4 separate regions of the Homo sapiens genome follow, and regions 1, 2 and 4 are each linked to region 3. The links are chromatin contacts, found by Hi-C or POLR2A ChIA-PET in ENCODE. All regions are on one chromosome and are shown on one strand. Each heading gives the region's core, a stretch centred on a gene start or an enhancer-like site at or near the end of the contact. The rest is flanking DNA. Distances are from core to core; before and after follow the strand shown. Region 1 holds the start of ZNF445 (zinc finger protein 445). Region 2 holds the start of CCDC13 (coiled-coil domain containing 13). Region 3 holds the start of ABHD5 (abhydrolase domain containing 5, lysophosphatidic acid acyltransferase). Region 4 has its middle 56 kb from the start of POMGNT2.

Region 1 (2,700 bases), core at 1-2,500, 790 kb after region 3:
AAAGAGCAGCCTAATTCTTTGGTCCCTGAATATGCACACACATGCATGCACACACACACACGCAGACACACACACAACACATGGAGGCTCTCTGAAACTGCTTAATCAAATTACTGCTCAAACCACTCCCTGGCACTTCCTTGCAAAACAACCAACCTAATACTGAGTTTTTAGTTTTGCACTACAAGCCGTTTGAAACAGAATAACATTCTTTCCTGGCCACCACTTTTAAATTCGGAAGGAGACAATACTCTGATCTCTTAGGCCTGTGCAAGTCAGAGTGTGCTACAATCGCTGCAGGTTAGAGCTCTGCCTTTGTTTAAAAACTGCATTTTATATACTAGTTACTTCATTGTGAAAGATAACCACCCTGACAAACAAGATTTTGCTATTTTTCTGCACAAATGTCACTTCACCATTTAGAGCTTCATGCAAATGTGTCTCCTACAGAAAATAAACTGCAAACACGATTTCTTAATTATCCTCGCCAAAAAAAAAATGTTTTAGTGGTGTCATAATGCCAGCACTAATTTTAGCCAAAATAAGAACAAATGCATTCTACAAATTCAGGAGATTATAATTTTTAAAAAGCAGTAGTATGGATATACTTAATGTCACTGAATTACACACTTCCAAATGGTTAAATGGTAAACGTTTATGTATTGTATGGTAAATGTTATGTGTTATTTTGGCACAATATTGTTTCCTCACAATAATACTAACAGGTTTTTTAAAAAGCAAGAGCACGCTCTCATTTCGTAATATATATTTATGGATGTCAGTGTGCAGAATTATGCACAGATATTTTAAATGTCAGGAGGCCTGGAGACAGATTTCAGGATTGCGGCTACTTTTACTTTTCTTCTACTTTCCCGTGTTATCTAATTGTCTCTGATAAATACGCTTTATATGCAGAATTGGATGAAACGAGAAAGCCCGGAGAAACCCGGGCTCCAGATTCTCTACCCCGGACGCCTGGGAGGCAAAGAGGTTCTAGATACGCCCTCAGCGTGGCGGGGGCGGGATCCACCGCCAGACCCCCGCCACGGGCGCAGCCTCCAGGCCGGGCCCCGTCCGCCGCCCGGGCAGGCCCGAGAATGCCGCGGACTTCGGGGAGCCCCGCGCCCGCAATGCCGCCACCCCCACCCCCGCGCCCCGCCAGGCCTCTCACCGACTCCCGCCGCCGAGCGACAATCGGTCCACCCGCCGCCACCGCAGCCGCCCGTCCCGCGCCTACCTCCCGGCGGCTCCAGTCGCGCACGCGCGTCGGCGCCCGGGGCCCTCCGCGGCCTCTCTAGGAAACTGGGAGGCCCAACGTCTCTGCTTCTCTCCGGCTCCGGTGCGGCGGGCGGCGGGGCTTGTCCAACATCCCTCACCTCCCTCAGTTGGACATTTCCCTTCCACGCTCGGATGCCCAGCCGCGCCTGTTTTCTTGCATCCCTCCTGTCGTGTCTGCGGGGCTGCCCTGAAGGCCTCTTTCCCTCCAGGGAAGAAAGGGATCCAAAGCTAGGGGTGAAAATAGGGCCAGCAGTATCTAGCAGACTGGTCCTGGCCAGGAGAAGGGGTTAAGGGAGCCACTCATTCTTCGCCTGGGTACACTTCAAAGAGGGGAACCAGATCCTACGGGAAGCTAGGTGCCAGAACTCCTGCCTTTCCAAGACGAGCTCATCCCCATCATCACCATACCCAGGAATACTTGTTCATAGCCAGCTCAGAGGTGCACCATACTTTAGCTTCCCACGGCCTTCACTCGTTTTCTCCTGTGGGTGAATTCTAACTAGGCTCGCCTGGTGAGTGAACAATGATGCCATTGCCCAATAATATGTGGAATCTGGGAGGAGTAGGTTGGGGGTAGGGGGTGGAGGGGCTGCTTGAAGAGGAGGTGAAGCAACCTGGAGAGGTTGCCCACCCCCTGTAGGAGCAAATGTCATCTATTGCCAGTGCCAGAGAACCTTGAGGGTGCACAGCCAAAGCCATAAGGCCATCTGCTGCCATTGGAGGGCATGCTACAAGCTGCTGTCCTGGTAGTCCTCTGGTTTGTGCTTCCTAGTGGCAGGCTGCAACATGTTGACGATTGATCTTTCAGATGGGCATTGATGATGCCCATCTGTGCCCTGAGGCTTTGCTTTACTCATCTGATCCACCCCTTTTTAATGCCCCAGTCACCAAAGATGGAAACAGAGAATAGATCCTGAACACCAGGAAGATGGTGACAAGGTGATAGAGAAACAGATGGCACATTCAAACAAGGTAAGTGGGGAGAGTTCACAAGGGGCGATTTACACAAAGTGGACAGGGTTAAGGAAATGCAACACGGAGTGGTGCAGAATCCCATGGCTAGCAAAATTTAGAAGCTATTCTCACCCCTAGGAGCAGGCCATCTGAGAGAAACTGTGGCTTTCAGTTGAGGGCTACATCCAAGCCATAGTCCAGCACAAAGGAAGCTGAGGTAATAAATAACCTGAACCCAGCTCTCTTCTGATCTCCTGCCAGGGCTTCCCATTGGCCCAACTCAACTGGAAGCCAGAGGGCAATCCAGGAAACTCAGTCTCCCAAGTGTCACAGCAGGGTTGAGGACTGAGACTGAATATGGAGGGGCAATTGGAAAATATCCAACACATACAAAAAGGAAAATAGAAACTGCTTGTCAATGCCTAATTTGTCCATTAATTTCCACTCGATATAATGTTCTTGAGTGAC
Region 2 (2,700 bases), core at 112-2,611, 920 kb before region 3:
AGAGGAAATGGGAATACGGAATACATAAAGGAACTGTTTTTTGTTTAATGCTTCTAAAAATCTGCTTTAAGTCTATTTTCTTTTAAAAGTAAAGGCTAAGCCGGGCGTGGTGGCTCATGCGTGTAATCCCAAAACTTTGGGAGGCTGAGGTGGGTGGATCACCTGAGGTCAGGAGTTTGAGACCAGCCTGGCCAACATGGTGAAACCCCATCTCTACTAAAAATACCAAAATTAGCCAGGCATGGTGGCGGGCGCCTGTAATCCCAGCTACTCGAGCCCAAGGCAGGAGAATCGCTTGAACCTGGGAGGCAGAGGTTGCAATGAGCCAAGATCGCGCTACTGCACTCCAGCCTGGGCGATAGAGCGAGACTCCGTCAAAAAAAAAAAAAAAAAAAAAAAGTAATAATAAAAAAAATAAAGTAAAGGCTAGAGCTGCATGGAAAGAACTCTTGGCTCAGGTAGGACTTAGAGCCAGGGAGTAGGAAGAGTGGCATGCACTCTGGAGTCCTATGAGGAAGCAAGATCCCACAGGATATGGGACCATAGGTGACAGGGACCAGTGAGGAAGGATTGAGACCCCTTGCCCCATCGGCCTGCCACTTTTTTCATTGTTTTTCTCTTCCCCTCTCCTTCTCTTTCTTCTTTTCTTTTACTGTGTTCTTTTCGAGTATTCTCAACAACAGTCTAGGGGCCTGGAGGTGTGGGGAGGCCGCCCACGGATGCCTAGTTTGGCGCTCTGTGCACTGCTAGCATCTTCGTAGGGATGGGTTTGGGATGGGAGCGGGGTGATGCTCTGGTTCTCAGGGCTGGACTCCGGGCTTGGAGGGGAACTCCCTCTTGCGAGTCCCCAGTCCTGTGGGGGCTGGGCCTGGAAGGGGAACTGGGAGATGCGGAAGTGCACGCCGTCGGGTCGCATCTTTCAGTGCGGTGCGAGAGGGCCCAGTGGCAGAGGCCCAGCAAACAGCGCTTGTCAGGCGGACCTGAGTTCGAGTTCTGACTGTGCCATCTACGCTATGACTTTGGGGCAGGCGACCCACCCTCTGCGCCTCATTAACCCATGTACTGCATGGAAAATAAGCGTCTGCCTGGGTTAGAAGAGGGCTGTGTGTGAAGATTCAAAGGACGAAGGGGAAGAGTCCTCGCTGGGCGCCCAGCACGCGGTGAGCGCCCGGCCAGTGGCAGCGCGCTCGGGCTGGGGTTGCGCTCGGGCTCGGTTCCGCGCCCCCGGCAGCTGCGGGCTTTCCCAGCTCCGGCCCGGGCCCTTCCGCTCTCCCCGGCACTTACAGCGGTCTCTCTCCACTTCTCCCTTCTAGGACCGCGGCGGCTAGGTCACCTCCTCCGGACGCCGACACGCGCTGCCCTGGCAACCGTCACCAGGGAAACAAGCGACGTCACTTGCGCGTTTTCAACGCTACTCTACGGGGGCCGAGGGGGCGCCAAGAGTTCTGAAAGTGACAGAGGCGCTGATGGCGCGCTGGGCTGGATCCAAGCGAGCACGATCTCGAGTGCGCTGGAGATTTTAAATCTTCTGGAGTATATTTTTAAAAAAGTTTTGTGGACCAAACGTTCTGCACAGAGATGCCCATTCCGCTCTCCTGTTGGGGAGTTAAAAAGCGAACGATCTCACCATGAAATTTAAAGTAGCCATTCAGATATATTTGAAAAATGTAAAACAGTGTGGGGAAAGGCCATGTTATGATGGTGAGTGAAGGAAGCAGGACGCAATATAGCAATGCTAAATAAATAAAGTTGTGTTTATTTCAAACTAGGCACTAAAACAAGACCGAAATAGAAATATTAAAAGTGGTTATATTTGGGTGGTGGAATAGCAGTGCTGTGTTTTTATTTTTACACTTTAGAGAATTTTTAAAATAATGAACATCGTTTATTTTCATAAAGGAAAATACTTGTTTTTTTTTTTTTAAATGGCACCTTCCAATGTAAGACACTACTATATTTCAGGGCAATATGGGGGTGGGAGGCAAATTTCTAGGAAAGATGATTCAAGGGAGATTTCTTTCTATCTATCTATCTATCTAATCTATCTATCTATCTATGATAGAGTCTCGCTGTGTCGCCCAGGCTGGAGTGCAGTGGTGCGATCTCAGCTCATTGCAACCTCCATTTCCCAGGTTCAAGCGATTCTCCTGCCTCAGCCTCCTGAGTAGCTGGGATTACAGGCACCCGCCACCACACCTGGCTAATTTTTTTATTTTTAGTGGAGACGGGGTTTCACCATGTTGACCAGGCTGGTCTTGAACTCCTGACCTCAGGTGATCCGCCCACCTTGGCCTCCTAAAGTGCCGGGATTACAGGCGTGAGCCACAGCTCCTGCCCAAATATTTATCCAGGACTTCATAATTTGAAAACCTTGGCAGTTGTTTTTCTATTTTTTTTCCTCATAAGGTGAATGAATACCCATCCCATAGACATGCATACATAAGATACGGCACTAGACTGCCATCAGCACTGCAGGTATAAACCCGAAGTTTCCTGATAAAGGAAAAATGGATCTTTCCCGTTGGTCTCCAATTGCTGCCTGGTGAGCTGAGGGTGGGAGACGTATAATATACAGGTGGCAGCAAAGAGAGACAGGATAAAGAGTAGGATTCAGGTAGATGTGAGCCTCAAAGGATTAGGGTTTTTTTTAAATGGTGTGTGTAGTGGGGAGTATCATTCGTTTGCCTCATGACCACGATG
Region 3 (2,700 bases), core at 36-2,535:
AAGATATTCGATAATGTTTATTTAAAAGCTGTAACAATTACACAAGGCTGAGAACCTGAGAGCTAGATGGGTGATAAAGACAGGTTTACAGTGGGGCTCAGAGGAGAGAAAAAGAGGGAGGAGAGTCAGGGAAGGAGAACAATGAACTGAGTCTAAAATAAAGGTTAATATATTCGCGTAGGATCTATCAAAACAGGAGCAGTATTTCAACCCATTGTTTTCAAGCACCTAGAACAAAGTGAGCCCATAGTAGACACACACCAAACATAAATGGATGAGTAGTAGTGGGTGGCAGAATTCCAAAAGCAGGTTGCACCTGATTGCTAAAAGGCTTGAAAACAGGTCAAGAAATACTGCTATTTAGGTTAGTCATTTCACCTCAATAACTCGAAGTACCTAAACATAGACTTTTTTTTTTTTTTTTGAGACGGAGTTTCGTTCTTGTTGCCCAGGCTGGAGTGCAATGGTGCGATCTCGGCTCACCGCAACCTCCGCCTCCCGAGTTCAAGCGATTCTCCTACCTCAGGCTCCCGAGTAGCTGGAATTACAGGTATGCGCCACCGCGCCCGGCTAATTTTGTATTTTTAATAGAGACGGGGTTTCTTCAGCTCAGGCTGGTCTCCAACTCCCGACCTCAGAAAATCCGCCCGCCTTGGCCGCCCAAAGTGCTGGGATTACAGGCCTGAGCCACCGCGCCCGGCCAACACCGACTCTTTTCACCCTCCCAGGTATCTAGAGAGTCGAGTGGGAGGGAAATTGCTGGCTCTGGCCACTACAGTAACATCAGCACCTAGAGCAGTGCTCAACTGACTGAAGGCTCCTGTGAGTCGCCCTCTCCCCCTGGCCCCCCAACCCGCGGGGAAAGGCTGGCGGGACGCCACACAGCACCTCGATTACGCCATTTCATTTGCCACTGCACCATCTATCGGACACTAGCTAGGCTCTTCCAGGACCGGACGCACCTCCGTCCCCAAGGTGCCACCTGACAGCCAACACCGACGGGGTGATGCATGAATACAGTCATTATTCAAATTAGCTAAAACACCTAACTCATTCGGGTGAGTCTCGCCAGTCCCTCTGGGCTGACTGTCCCGCCCCGCGCTTACACCCGGGAGCGTCGGGCGGGAGAACTAGTGCATGCTGGCTGGGGATGGCGGACGCAAAGCCGGAGGCAAGGCCGCGCACGCGCAAACGCGGGCGCGCCGCCGGGCCGTGCTAGTGCGCGGAAGACGCATGCGCTGGCGGCCTGCGCCGCCTTAAGTGCCGCGCCAGCCCGGGGCGGCCCAGTCGGCCTGTCAGCCGGCTTCGAGATAAGTCCCGGCGCTTGCGCGGCGGCGGCTATGGCGGCGGAGGAGGAGGAGGTGGACTCTGCCGACACCGGAGAGAGGTAAGCGCAGCCGGCAGGGGGCTTCGTGTGTCTCCGGCGCGCACCCTCCGCGCGGGCCGGGTTAGGGCCCAGCGGGCAGCACCAAGGAGTCGCCGCCCGCCTGGCGACGACGGGCGGCTTCCTCGACCCTCCCCGGCATGAGTCCGCGCGGCGCCCAGAGGCGTCCCGGCGCCGCTCTGCCTGGGAGAGGCTCCCCTCAGCGTCGGGGCCCCGAGGTGTCTGAGCCGGACTCCGGCCGCGCCGGGAGGCCGCCTTGACCCCGCGCGGAGGGTCCGCCCCGTTGTTGTATAAGCCACCCCGCGGGCCGGCGACGGAGCTGGCCGCGGCGGCCGCACCGGCTCGGGCTCTGCCAAGGGACCCGGCCTGCCCCAATGCCGCCGGCGGGCGGTGCCCGGTCGACCCTGCACCTGACTGCGAGGCGCGGGAAATGACCGGGTCTGTCAGCCTCCCATCGCGGCTTCCGTCTACAGGTACTACCTGTGCTCTGTCCAGCCTCAGCCACTGGACGATCCTTCCCGTAGCCGTAGGAAGGGGCGGCGCTTCCTTGGAGGGGATATTAGAGGCCCGAATTCGCCCGGGAAGCGGCGGGAGGGCGGGGGTGCCGGGAAGGAGGGAGGGGAGAAGGAGTGAGGGAAGTGGGTGTATGGCTGTGAGTTTCAGATACTTCATAGAAAGAAAGTTAGCCCTTAAGATAGAGATACACGTTCAAATGTCATAATTCATCTTTCGGATGAAGGTCTTTGGCTTGCAAGCTCCACTGTCCCTTATTTGTTTGCGCTTCTGGGATTATTCTGGCTTTACTGGCGAAGTGTGTGTTGCATGTGCCTTAGAAGAACACACATAATGTATAGGAAACTGTGGAAGTTGGAGGGCAGATGTCTAATGTGAAACTTTTTTATATACAGGTATAGTGAGTTTATTCTTTTCTACACCTAAATGACTTCTTGCACTTGTTAGTAGAAGAATAGTAGTTAATGAGTGGAATAATTAAATTGTTATGGAGGTTATTGCCTTGTTTCTCAAGGCCTGTCGTTTGTATTGGAAAGTAAACTTCCCCCATATATATTTAATTTTTTGACGTCGGTTCTACTTCAGACGTCTGGAGAAATTTGCCTAGGAAACATAACCTAAATGATAGAATATGGAGTACCATGAAGACAGGGATATTTGGAAAGATGTCATGGGGAAAAATTGTGAAATATTAGAAAGGAAGTTATTCTCTTGAGTTTTGTTTATTTGTTGAGGTTTGTTGATGAACTTCCTCGTTGCACTGAGGTGAAATGTTGAATGTCATGTGGACGCAAGTAGGAACG
Region 4 (2,700 bases), core at 154-2,653, 530 kb before region 3:
TAAGAGGGTGCTATACCTAGTGATGTTACCAGGCTTATCTCATCTCTGAATCCCCATTCTGAGGAATATCTCTCCAGACTGATTATCTGTGGAACACTCTGGAAAACCCTGTTGCCAAGCTCTGACCATGTGCAGAATCAGGGAAATGCTCAGGTCTCATTAGGCCAAGTTCTAATATGATCTGCAGAGTTGAATGAAGCCTTGTTAGGTTGGGAAATTTGAGACCACATCAGCTATTAAATGAGAAACACTGCTGAGATCTCACTGGCAAATTAAGACATGTGGCCAGGTCAATTATGGATTTTCCAATTACAAGATTTGGAAAGGTAGAAAGACATTCCTGGGCATTTGGTTAGTAGGATCACTGAGCTTTTGGTTCAGCACGGATGATAAGACTTGGATAAACAGAGGGAATTCCCTGAACCCCAAGGGAATGAAATATTGTGTTAGCTTATTTTGTGTTGTTATAAAGGAATACCTGAGACTGGGTAATTTATAAAGAAAAGAAGTTTATTTGACTCACAGTTCTGCAGACTGTACAAGAAGCATGGAGCCCACATCTGCTTGGTTTCTGATGAGGCGTCAAGAAGCTTTTAGTCATGGCAGGAGGGAAGGGAAGCCAGCATGTCACAGGGCGAGAGAGTGAGCAAGAGAGGGAGGAAGAGGTGCCAGCCTCCTTTAAATAGCCAGCTCTCCTGTGAACTAAGATTGAGAACTCATTCATTACCATGGGGAGGGCACCAAGCCATTCATCAGGGATCTGCCCCCTTGACCCCAACACCTTCCACTAGGCCCCACCTCTAACACTGCGGATTACATTTCAACATGAGATTTGGAGGGGACAAACATCCAAACCATATTAAATATACTTGCAAATAAAACAGTCCAAAGAAGCATAAAAGGGATAATGGAGAGTGGGATCAGTGGACAGATCAGGGCTCCCTATATGCACTCAAGCCTCACCAGCACAAGGGCTGGGCCTCCAACTGCCAAATCTGCATCTCTTTGCCTGAGGGCTCCCTCTGGCCATTGGAGCCCGCAATGAGCAGCAGGCCAGAAATGCATAAGCACTGATGTGCGGCAGCTTGAAACCAGTGACTGGTGGGAACTGGCGAACAAACACCCCAGAGCATCCCACCTTGTAGGCAGGATGGTCCTGATGTGCACTGGCTGCAATGGCTCCCGGAATTCCTCAAAGGCTAAATCTCCAGATGCCCATAGTGGCCCCTGGTTTGATAACACACCGTTGGTTGCCTGCCTTCCTGTCTCTGTCTTACTTTCCCTAGGAAACAAGGTAAGTTCTGCAGGAGTTTCTACTCTGGCTAGAAAGCCTGATTTCCTGGGTTTTCATGATTCTTCAAGGCGAGATTTGTACCACTGCAGTGAGTTAAGAACAGTTTCATTTTATTTCTGACAGAGGGCAGCATTTCGTTTTCTTTCACAGAGAGATGTATTCCTGGGCTTGCAAATGACTCTAGCTCAAAATAAAGAAAAACAAATTGAAATAAGGATTTTAATCACTGTGAAGGGAATGAAAGGCTGTGTCAGCGTTTCCATGGTAAGTGCCGTCTTTCAGGGATTTATCATCCCAGCTGTAAAAATATGCTTTATGCTAGGATTTGGCAAGAGCAACCCTCAGTCACTTAAAACCTATATATTATTAAAGATTCTACTTTCAGTCAAGTCAGAAACGTGACTCTGTATAAATGCCACAGAATGCTCCTCTGACCCTTGTGACTGCCAACTGCTGCCTGCCACATTCCCTGCCAAACCAGCTCAGCACTGAGAAGTGGCAAAGGCACAGCAGCTGGACCTCCCCAGAGGATGCTTTGCGTTCTGGAAATGGTTCCGCTGAGGAAGAGGGCCTGGTTCTTTGTGGAGGCTAAGTGCGGCCTTTTGGGGTCTCCTGCCTAGGGGTCTGTAGGTGGCTGTTCTCTGAGCACTGGCTCACTTGCTCCCTCTCCCGCATCCCAGGTCCCAGGGCTACTCAAGGGGAAGGGGATGTGTCAGCACAGCCACACATCACCCTTGGCCCCTTGGCTCGGGATGCCGAAGCCACTGCAGACAGCATAAGTGGAAGAAACTCAGGTTGAGCTGACAGGAAGTGTTAGACTTGTGCTGATTTTACCTGGCAACCCGAACTCCCGTGGTGTGAGGGGAAGAAAGGCAGCTAGGTCAAGTTAGCAGCCAAAAGAGAAAGCAAAACAGGGCTCAGTCTGAATTTTTATGTCACATCACATAAAAGCCACCTCTGCTTGGCTTTAAATAAGACCAAATTTGCAGAAACTGGTATGTCCTTTATTCGAAATAGGGTTGTGGAGGTGGGGCGGGGGGCTCTTTATGATAAGAGCAGAATGTCACTTTTTACGACCCAAGATGAATCCTTAGTGTGGTGCCAGTGGTGTTTATCAGGTCTTAGGCATTAGCAATTTAATCTTTCCCCTAACACAGCAAGTGGTGCATACTCTGATTTCCATTTTCAAAATGAACAAATCGACACCCAGAGCTTAAGGAATTCACCCTTATGAAGGTCTCATGGAGAGTCAATAAGGAGCAGGCACTTAAAGGCATATCTTTCTGACTCTAAGTCATGGGGCTCCATATATTGCACTTGGGAGCAGGCACAAATTCTTCTCCCAGGAAACAGTGCAGGAGCAGGGTTCCAGGGTTCCACCAGCCCATCTCCTCACCCATCCCCAG

Evidence for each region. Hi-C counts contacts between places; a loop is a spot of excess contacts on that map. ChIA-PET counts read pairs that join two places held with the same protein, here RNA polymerase II (POLR2A). Pooled maps may share reads with other maps.
Region 1: a loop to region 3 is called in a pooled map, with 15 times the contacts of the local background. The contact joins the promoter of ZNF445 here to the promoter of ABHD5 in region 3. A Hi-C loop is called at or near these places in 1 of 37 single-sample maps with no recorded cell type and 8 of 50 pooled maps. POLR2A ChIA-PET finds 5 or more read pairs at or near these places in 1 of 52 experiments (activated CD4-positive, alpha-beta T cell).
Region 2: a pooled map shows a loop between it and region 3 (13-fold over the local background). The contact joins the promoter of CCDC13 here to the promoter of ABHD5 in region 3. A Hi-C loop is called at or near these places in 3 of 37 single-sample maps with no recorded cell type and 8 of 50 pooled maps.
Region 4: a map of endothelial cell of umbilical vein shows a loop between it and region 3 (7-fold over the local background). The contact joins the enhancer-like site here to the promoter of ABHD5 in region 3. A Hi-C loop is called at or near these places in 2 of 168 maps with a recorded cell type or tissue (chondrocyte and endothelial cell of umbilical vein) and 11 of 50 pooled maps. POLR2A ChIA-PET finds 5 or more read pairs at or near these places in 2 of 52 experiments (H1 and activated T-cell).

The regions. Positions count from the first base shown.
Region 1 is chr3:44,476,420-44,479,119 of GRCh38, forward strand. ZNF445 (zinc finger protein 445) reads right to left here and starts at 1,251. Exons shown (of 8, transcript NM_181489.6): 1 at 1,172-1,251. LOC101928529 (a long non-coding RNA gene) reads left to right here and starts at 1,271. Exons shown (of 4, transcript XR_940785.4): 1 at 1,271-1,790; 2 at 2,163-2,250. RefSeq lists silencers at 999-1,048, 1,069-1,228.
Region 2 is chr3:42,771,892-42,774,591 of GRCh38, forward strand. It overlaps CCDC13 (coiled-coil domain containing 13), which reads right to left and starts at 1,362. Exons shown (of 16, transcript NM_144719.4): 1 at 1,285-1,362. It overlaps CCDC13-AS2 (CCDC13 antisense RNA 2), which reads left to right. Exons shown (of 2, transcript NR_122070.1): 2 at 1,314-1,744. RefSeq lists a silencer at 1,083-1,242 and an enhancer at 1,373-1,542.
Region 3 is chr3:43,689,653-43,692,352 of GRCh38, forward strand. ABHD5 (abhydrolase domain containing 5, lysophosphatidic acid acyltransferase) reads left to right here and starts at 1,286. Exons shown (of 7, transcript NM_016006.6): 1 at 1,286-1,387. The coding sequence starts at 1,341. It also overlaps a transcript of ANO10 not described here. RefSeq lists a silencer at 1,458-1,937.
Region 4 is chr3:43,160,873-43,163,572 of GRCh38, forward strand. No RefSeq gene overlaps it. Among named protein-coding and RNA genes, the nearest start is that of POMGNT2, 56 kb to the left of the region's middle. Within about 2 kb of position 1,404, at least 7 of the 41 ENCODE cell types and tissues checked have a DNase peak (open chromatin) inside an H3K27ac peak, as active enhancers do.